Linked DNA regions of Homo sapiens: region 1 is linked to region 2. A link is a contact called in ENCODE Hi-C or POLR2A ChIA-PET data. All regions are on one chromosome and are shown on one strand. Each heading gives the region's core, a stretch centred on a gene start or an enhancer-like site at or near the end of the contact. The rest is flanking DNA. Distances are from core to core; before and after follow the strand shown. Region 1 holds the start of GNG7 (G protein subunit gamma 7). Region 2 overlaps GNG7 (G protein subunit gamma 7).

Region 1 (4,688 bases), core at 605-3,104, 100 kb after region 2:
GCAGCATCCCACGACGGGAACAAGTTTGTGAACTTGGCATTTGCCTCGCTGACACCTAGCAACCGTGTGAAGACGCTTAGCTGGGGATCCGCTGCCTCTGTTCATCAAGCCTGTCTTCCACCGCCCACCTCCCAACCCCTAGCAACCCCCGCTCCCCAGGAAAAATAAAGTGCCACCCACGTCGCTCAATAGCACCGTCCCAAAAACTCCCACTTTAGTTCCTGAAAAATTCAGTCACCGACAGGAGCCTTTCTCCTTCCTGAAGCGTTCTCCTTGGCACCCTATATCCTAGAAATAAACCTCAAAAAGTATTCCGAACTCCCGTCTCCTTCAACTCACTGTTCCCCAGGGGGTTCTGCCCCGTGCCCAGTTCTAGAGCAAACAATTAACATCTCCCCCAAAAGTAGAGGGGTGAGTCCTCTCCAAATTCCTTTTAACTGGATCCTACCTGAGACACCTCCCCACACCCCGTTTTCCTCCTGATTAGTCAATGTCTAGCAAAACACCTGCCCCCAGGTGTCTCCAGCCTGGGACCTTACCCCCACCTCCCTTCTCACTAACTCACCCCAACTTCCTTCTCCCTGAACCCCCTTCCACCCCACACACTCACAAGCTCCCCATTTCCCCTGATAGCCCCCAGACCCTTTCTGGAACAAGCCTGACCCCCACCTGTATGCTCCAGCCACTCCCTGGCTCACCCCAGCTTTGTCCTTCTGCCCCTTTTCAGCTAACCCTAACCCCTGGGCCGTCAATCACACCCCCCCATCTTCACCAACCCCATTCCTCAGTCCTCTCCCCAGACAACCTCAACATCTAATTCCCTCTGCAGCCCCCTCTCCAATGAACCCCACTTCAAACTCCATCCCCAGCCCCCTCTCCAGCTCCCTGCAAACCTCAACCCCACTCCCAGCTCCCTCTTCAAAGAAGCTGCACCCTTGACTCAACCCCTGTTCCCCGCTCCAATTAACCTCAACCCCCAACACCATCCCCAGCGTCCTCCCCAGCTAACTCAGATTTCCAATTCCACTTCCAGCCCCCTCCCCAGCTAACCTCGACCTACAATTCCAGCCCCCTCCCCAGCTAGCTTGGACCTCCAATCCCACTCCAAGCCCCCTCGGCAGCTAACCTCGACCTGCGACTCTAGCCCCCTCCCCAGCAAACTCAAGACCTCCAATTCCACCACCAGCCCCTTCCTAGCTAACCTGGACCTGCAATTCCAGACCCCTCCCCAGCCAACTCAGACCTCCAATCCCGCTCCAAGCTCCCTCCCCAGCTAACCTCGACCTGCAACTCCAGTCCCCTCCCCAGATAACTCAGACCTCCAGTCTCACCCCCAGCCCCCTCCTCAGCTAACTCAGACCTCCAATCCCACCTCCAGCCCCCTCCCCAGCTAACCTGGACCTGCAACTCCAGCCTCCTCCCCAGCTGGCCCTGATTTCTAAGTGGAGTCCCAATGCCCAGACCCAATCCTTCCCCAGCTAACCTCGATCTGCACCCCCTGCCCCGTCCCCAGCTAACCTCGACCTGCAACTCCCGCCCCCTCCCCAGCTAGCCCTGAGCCCCAAGTGCAGTCCCAATCCCCAACCCCAGCCCCTCCCCAGCTAACTTCGACCCCCTAAGCGCAGCCCCGTCCCCAATTCCAACCCCAGCCTCCAGTTGCAGCCCGGGTCCCCAGACCCAGCCCCCCTCCTCAGCCGACTCCGACCCCCAACTCGGTCCGCAGCCGAATCCGAGCTGTCCCAGTCCCCTCTCCGGGACGCCGGCCGCGCCCTCACTTCCCCTGGCCCGGTTCGCGGGCGCCCTTACCTGCGCTCGGGCCCCGCGGCCGCCTCAGCCCCGCCGCGCAGCCGAACCCTCCGCCCCGGCCCGCGAGCGCTCGCTCCCCTCTGCGGGGGCGGGGCCGACACTCGGGGGGCGGGCCCTGGCGTCCCGGCAAGGCCAATCGCGAGCCCCGGCTGCGGGAGGCCGGAGCGGGGGCGGGGCGCGGGGCAGGCAGCGGGGTAGGCTGCGCCCAGGAGAGTGGGGCGGGGCTCCGGGCGCGGGCGGGGCCGGGGGCGGGGCGAAGAGCGGCTTTCCAGGGTGACTTCGTGACGTCAGGAAGGCGCGAGTAGTTTCGCGAGTTCGAATCCCGCGCTAGGTGAGCTGGTTCGAATCCTGCATGCCAGCTCCGGGGGCTCATTTGCTGGGGAAGAATGTCAGTGATCATAACTGCTGCACCGCTTTCTTGAAGACTTTATAGGCTCCCTCTCGTGGGACCCTCCGCATAAGGCCAGAAGGCGAGATTACTATCCACATTTTACAGAGGTGGAAACTGGGTCTCAGAAAGGTGAAACCTAAGGTCATTTGCCCAAGCCTGTCTCATCATTTCCAAGATTTCTCAGTTTCCTAACTCATGGCCCTGGATCCACAAATTCCTGAGCCCCAACACAGATGGAATGAACCAGAATCCTATAGGGAACTGGACCCTGAAATCTGTGTTTTGTTTAGTTTTCGTTTTGTTTTTGAGACAGGGTATCACTCAATTGCCGTGGCTGGACTGCAGTGGTGCAGTCATAGCTCACTGCAGCTTTGAAGTCCCAGGCTCAAGCAGTCCTTCCACCTCAGCCTTCCGGGTAGCTGGGGCCACAGGCACGCACCACCACATCCAGCTAATTTTTGTATTATTAGTAGAGACAGGGTTTCACCGTTTTGGCCAGGCTGGTCTCCAACTCCTGACCTCAGGTGATCCACCTTTCTTGGCCTCCCATAGTGCTGGGATTACAGGCGTGAGCCACCGTGCCTGGCCCTGGCTAATTTTTTTTTGTTAGAGATGGGGTCTTGCTATGTTGCCCAAACTGGTCTTGAACTCCTGGGCTCAAGTGATTCTCCTGCCTCTGCCTCCCAAAATGCTTGGATTACAGGCCTGGAATCTTCATTTTCCACAAGCTCCCTTGGGAATATTGGAAAACACTTTGTATGTCTCCAAAAGCAGTACACAGCCCTGGAAGGAAGATGGAGCCACCATATTCTGTGACCTCAGGGATTTCATCAGGCGCTGACACTGTGTGTCCTTGCCGCCCCACCTGAGCCCTGGGATTGGAGCTGCTGGCCAAAATCCAAGATAAACTTCCCCAGGGTTCCTGTCATCCCTGCAAGAACCTCCCTGCTCATCCTCTGGACTCCAGTGGCCTGCCCTGCAGGGCACAGAGAAACCTCCATCTCCCTGCTTGCCCTCCTCCAGGCTCTCCCCAGCTGGCATCCCCCAAGAGGAATGACTGTCTAGATAGAGCTTGGGAAGGGCACGGTGGCTCACGACTGTATTCCCAGCACTTTGGGAGGCTGAAGCGGGAGGATCGCTTGAGCCCAGGAGTTCAAGACCAGCCTGGCAACATACTGAGACCGCAACTCTACAAAAAAATTAAAATATTAGCCAGGCCTGGCGGCGCACACCAGTAGTCCCAGCTACTTCGGAGGCGAAAGCAGGAGGATCGCTTGAGCTTAGGAGGTTGAGGCTGCAGTGAGCTTTGATCACACCACTGCACTCCAGCCTGGGCGATAGAGTGAGACTCTGTCTCAAAAAAAAAAAAAAAAAGTGTTAAATACACAATGCAATATGATTCGGCCATAACAAAGAATAAAACCCTGTCATTTGCAGCAAAATGGATGGGACTGGAGGTCATTATATTAAGTGAAAAAGTGAAATAAGCCAGACACAGGAAGACAAATAGGGCATGTTGTCACTGATACGTGGGAACCAGAGAGTTGATCTCATGGAGGTAGAGAGTAGAATGATCAATACCAGAGGCTGGAAAGTTGTGTAGGTTGAGTGGGGGGGAAATGAAAAGAGGTGAGTTATGAGTACAAACATTCAGTTAGACAGAAGGAATACATTCTAATGTTTGATAGCAGAATAGGATGTATTCTGCTATCAAATATAGTATTAGAATAAATTCTAATGTTTGATAGCAGAATAGGGTGACTGTAGTTAGCAACAATGTATTGTACATTTCAAAATAGTTAGAATAATGGTGGCTTACGCCTCTAATCCAAACACTTTGGGAAGCCAAGGTAGGAGAATCCCTTGAGGGCAGGAGTTCGAGACCAGCTTGGGCAACATAGCGAGGCTTCATCTCTATTTAATTATTATTATTATTATTATTTTCTTTTTTGTGTGTGTGAGATGGAATTTCGCTCTTGTTGCCCAGGCTGGCATGCAATGACGTGACGTCAGCTCACCACAACCTCCGCCTCCCGGGTTCAAGCGATTCTCCTGCCTCAGCCTCCTGAGTAGCTGGGACTACAGGAACGTCCCACCACGCCAAGCTTATTTTTTAGTACAGACGGGGTTTCACCGTGTTAGCCAGAATGGGCTCGATCTCCGGACCTCGTGATCTGCCCATCTCGGCCTCCCAAAGTGCTGGGATTACAGGCGCCCACCCGGACACAGTGGCTCACGCCTGTAATCCCAGCACTTTGGGAGGCCAAGGCGGGTGGATCACCTGAGGTCAGGAGTTTGAGACCAGCCTGACCAACATGGAGAAACCCCGTCTCTACTGAAAATACAAAATTAGCCGGGTGTGGTGGCACATGCCTGTAATCCCAGCTACTCGGGAGGCTGAGGCAGGAGAATGGCTTGAACCCAGGAGGCAGAGGTTGTGGTGAGCCGAGGTCGTGCCATTGCACTCCAGCCTGGGCAACAAGAGCGAAGT
Region 2 (4,650 bases), core at 2,085-4,584:
TACAAAAATTAGCCGGGTGCGGTGGTGCATGCCTGTAATCCCAGCTACTTGGGAGGCTGAGACAGGAGAATCGCTTGAACCCAGGAGGTGGAGGTTGCAGTGAGCTGAGATCGTGCCTCTGCACTGCAGCCTGGGCGACAGAGTGAGAGTCGGTCCCTAAAATTAAAATAAAAAATAGTAGGCAGGCCCAGCGCGGGGCTCACACCTGCAATCCCAGCACTTTGAAAGGCTGAGGCAGGAAAATCACTTGAGCCCAGGAGTTTCAGACCAGCCTGGGTAACATAGTGAGACCCCGTCTCAATTAAAATTAAAAAAAAATTAAGCAGGTGTAGTGATATCCACCTGTGGTCCCAGCTACTCAGGAGGTTGAGGTGGGAGGATCGCTTGAGTCCAAGAGGTTGAGGCTGTAGTGAGCCATGATTATGCCACTGCACTCCAGCCTGGGTGACAAAGTGAGACCCTGTCCCCCCCCCAAAAAAAAAAGTGGGCAAATATCGACCCAGTTGTTCTCCTTTCACGTTCTGCACTGATGATCAGTTCCCATCCACCCCACACTGTTAACAGTGGTTAATTCTGGGGAGTGAGATTTGTGATGAAGATGTCTCCATTCTCACTCCTGCAGTACGAGACTTCTTTACAAATATATTCTCAACAGGGTGAACATCAATTCTTGGGGAGATGAAAACAAATTTTACTTTTTTTATGGATTAAGCCCAGAAAACAGAACATAAACAGATACACAGTCTATCTATGATATTGAAATTTCACAGGTATAGGCTGGGCTCGGTGGCTCACACCTGCAATCCCAGCACTTTTGGAGGCTGAGGTGGGAAGATCACTTGAGGCCAGGAGTTCAAGATCATCCTGGACAACATAGCAAGACCCAATCTCTAGAAAGAATAAAAATTTAAAAATTATCCAGGCATGGTGGTGTGCACCTGTTATCCCAGCTTTGGTGACTGAGGCGGGAGGATTGCTTGAGCCTGGGAGTTGGAAGCTGCTGCAGGGAGCTGAGATGGCGTTACTGCACTCCAGCTTGAGTGACAGAGAAAGAAGATCCTGTCTCTAAGATAAAAACAAACAAAAACTCCATTATATAATAATGCTACTTGGGGCCAGTCACAGTGGCTCACGCCTGTAATCCTAACACTGTGGGAGGCCGAGGCAGGCGGATCACCTAAGGTCAGGAGTTTGAGACCAGCCTGGCCAACATGGTGAAACCCCGTGTCTACTAAAAATACAAAAATTAGCTGGGCGTGGTGGCGGGCACCTGTAATCTTAGCTACTCAGGAGGCTGAGGCAGGAGAATCGCTTGAACCCAGGAGGTGGAGGTTGCAGTGAGCCGAGATCACGCCACTGCACTCCAGCCTGGGTGACAAGAGCAAAACTCCTTCTCAAAAATAATAATAATAAGGCCGAGTGTGGTGGCTCACACCTGTAATCCCAGCACTTTGGGAGGCCGAGGTGGGTGGATCACGAGGTCAGCAGATCGAGACCATCCTGGCTAACACGGTGAAACCCCGTCTCTACTAAAAATACAAAAAATTAGCCAGGCGTGGTGGCGGGCGCCTGTAGTGCCAGCTACTCGGGAGGCTGAGGCAGGAGAATGGCGTGAACCCAGGAGGCAGAGCTTGCAGTGAGCCGAGATTGCGCCACTGCACTCCAGCCTGGGCAACAGAGTGAGACTCTGTTTCAAAAAAAAAAAAAAAAAAGAAATTAAATTTAGAAAGGTAAAAAGCAGCTCAGGACTGCCAATGTACAATGCGCTCCATATTGCTGTACGTATCTATGTGAGTGTGCATGTGTAGGAAAAGTCTAGGGAGTTTCAGTGGTTAGACGACAATGACCAGGACAACTGTGTGAGCAGCACCTGTGTGGCACTGAGTCATCTCAGGCTCTCCACTCGGCTCTGTCCATCAACGACCGAATCCAGCTCTCACGGCGACTCTACGCTGCATGCTTGTTACTCTACTACAGAGGAGGAAGCAACGCTTACGAAAACCAAGGACCAAAAGAACTCACAATCAAAACTAGTGGGCGGCCGGGCGCGGTGGCTCATATCTGTTAATCCCAGCACTTTGGGAGGCCAAGGTGGGCGGATCACCTGAGGTCAGGAGTTCGAGACCAGCCTGGCCAACATGGTGAAACCACATCTCTACTGAAAATACAGAATTGGCCGGGCGTGGTGGCTCACGCCTGTACTCCCAGCACTTTGGGAGGCCGAGGCGGGCGGATCACGAGGTCAGGAGATCGAGACCATCCTGGCTAACACGGTGAAACCCCATCTCTACTAAAAATACAAAAAATTAGCTGGGTGTGGTGGCGGGCGCCTGTAGTCCCAGCTACTCGGGAGGCTGAGGCAGGAGAATGGTGTGAACCCAGGAGGCAGAGCTTGCAGTGAGCTGAGATCGCGCCACTGCACTCCAGCCTGAGCGACAGAGCGAGACTCCGTCTCAAAAAAAATGAAAAGTAATAAAATAATAATAATAATAATAATAATAATAATAATAATAATAATAATAATGCTACTTGGGCATCTTCCGTCAAAAGAATCAGACATCGGGTGCATTTAAATCTCTTGCCACCGTTATTCTTTCTAAGGAGCCACTAGGAAAAGGATGTCTCAAAAGAAGGTGATCACGGAAAAAGAAAGCTTATGAAACACTGACTTCTGTAATCACGTTTTCAGTTGAAAGAAATGGAAACTGATCTAACTTCCAGCTCACCTCAAGCTGGAAAGAAGTCTAGTTTCTAGAAGCATCTCCAAAATTGGAAAGTGAAGTTTCTAGCATACAGTTCCACCGAGGGCCCATGATGAAGAGGGGGAGAGGCGGGCACGAGGCGAAGCGGGTGCCCCGCGCTCGGCTGGAAAAAGCCAATGTCACCGGGCTGTGCTATTTGCTTGTGGGAGGGACGCCTGGGGTGGGGGCGTGCCGCTGGTTGCTCCGCCGCAGACACCACGTGGTGCTTTTTGAACTGATCAGAGCCCCAGCCTGCCTGCTTTGCTGTCCCGGGCTGACCTCCGAAAACACCGCACTTTCCCCTCGCTGACTTGGTAGATGTCTGTCTGTCTGCTTGAGTATCTCGAAGATCTGAGGTTTCCATTCCAGCAGAATAAATACTAGGAGGGCCCACCCCTTCCTCCTCCCAGCCGAGGCTGGATGAATCCAAATAAACCCAGCTGGTGGGGAAGAGCATTTCTAGGACTTCGGCGGGAGAAAGCACCGCCCACCCGGGTGGGTTTCCAGGAGGTGGAGGTGCGGACCTGGGAGGGGGGCCCTCGGGCAGCCCTGCCATGCAGCCGCGTCACTCCGCCTGCCTGATGTCACAGGAGCTGGGGGAGTTTGGGTATTTCATGAAGCTGTTGAGTTATTGTGGCTTTGGTTTGTGACACCGGCGTTCAGGCACGGCCTAAAGGCAACATCAAAGACGGTGCATGAAAACCGGGGGTTAGGCCGGGCGCGGTGGCTCACGCCTGTAATCCCAGCACTTTGGGAGACCGAGGCAGGCGGATCACCTGCGGTCAGGAGTTCGAGACCAGCCTGGGCAATACGGCGAAACCCCGTCTCTACTAAAAATACAAAAATTAGCCGGGGGTGGTGGTGCTGGCCTGTGATCCCAGCTACTCAGGAGGCTGAGGCAGGAGAATCGCTTGAGCCCTGGAGGTGGAGGTTGCAGAGAGCTGAGATGGCGCCACCGCACTCCAGCCTGGGCAACAGAGCAAGACTCCATCTCAAAAAAAAAAAAAAATTAGATTGTGGTAATGGTTACACAACTCTGGATATTCTAAAAACCACTGAATTGTACACTTTAAAAAGTGAATTCTATGGCATGTAAAAATCTCAATAAAGCTGTCATATAAAATAAATATATATAAATATGATGCCAAAATATATACATAAATATGGTAATAAAAAATTAAGGCCCTTAAACAGCTTGTGTTTATGTAGATTTTAGCTATACTCCTGTTACAAGTTAACATAATCCCATTAAATATTTTTTTAAACCATATATTTTATATTAGGAGGATGACACGTTTAAGTGAAAAGTAACTATTTTTCAAAAAAAAAAAACATTGAGGGGAAATAGTGGCATTGTTTTACATTTTTGCAAATTTCTTTCATGTCTGGCTTAATAGAAGACAGCTGGATTCTTGTATAAGCCTCTGAGTTCAATCCACTGTGATATCAAACGTCATGCAACCTCTGAAAACTCCACCATCTGTGTGGGAGAGACTGGGAGGAAGGAGACCCAGAGTATCTTGGCATTTTTTTTTTTTTTTTTTTGTGAGATGGAGTCTCGCTCTGTCACCCAGGCTGGAGTGCAGTGGCGCAATCTCAGCTCACTTCAACCTCCGCCTCCTGGGTTCAAGTGATTCTCCTGCCTCAGCCTCCCAAGTAGCTGGGATTACAGGCGCCACCACCACACCTGGCTAATTTTTTTTTTTAATTTTTAGTAGAGACAGGGTTTCACCATGTTGGCCAGGCTGGTCTCGAACTCCTGAGCTCAGGTGATCCACCCACCTTGACCTCTCAAAGCGCTGGGATTACAGGTGTGAGCCACAGTGCCTGGCTTCTATCTTAGCAGTTTTGACCTAGTGGTCCCCCACCAAAAGGGTCTCAGAGACCAACCCCTGGGTGTCCCTGGACC

What was found. Hi-C counts contacts between places; a loop is a spot of excess contacts on that map. ChIA-PET counts read pairs that join two places held with the same protein, here RNA polymerase II (POLR2A). Pooled maps may share reads with other maps.
Region 1: a loop to region 2 is called in a pooled map, with 2.5 times the contacts of the local background. The contact joins the promoter of GNG7 here to the enhancer-like site in region 2. A Hi-C loop is called at or near these places in 4 of 37 single-sample maps with no recorded cell type and 3 of 50 pooled maps. POLR2A ChIA-PET finds 5 or more read pairs at or near these places in 2 of 52 experiments (H1 and naive thymus-derived CD8-positive, alpha-beta T cell).

Annotation. Positions count from the first base shown.
Region 1 is chr19:2,700,840-2,705,527 of GRCh38, forward strand. It overlaps GNG7 (G protein subunit gamma 7), which reads right to left and starts at 1,855. Exons shown (of 5, transcript NM_052847.3): 1 at 1,807-1,855. RefSeq lists a silencer at 1,751-2,140.
Region 2 is chr19:2,596,202-2,600,851 of GRCh38, forward strand. The region is part of intron 2 of GNG7 (G protein subunit gamma 7); the gene reads right to left. Among named protein-coding and RNA genes, the nearest start is that of MIR7850, 32 kb to the right of the region's middle. Within about 2 kb of position 3,335, at least 33 of the 41 ENCODE cell types and tissues checked have a DNase peak (open chromatin) inside an H3K27ac peak, as active enhancers do.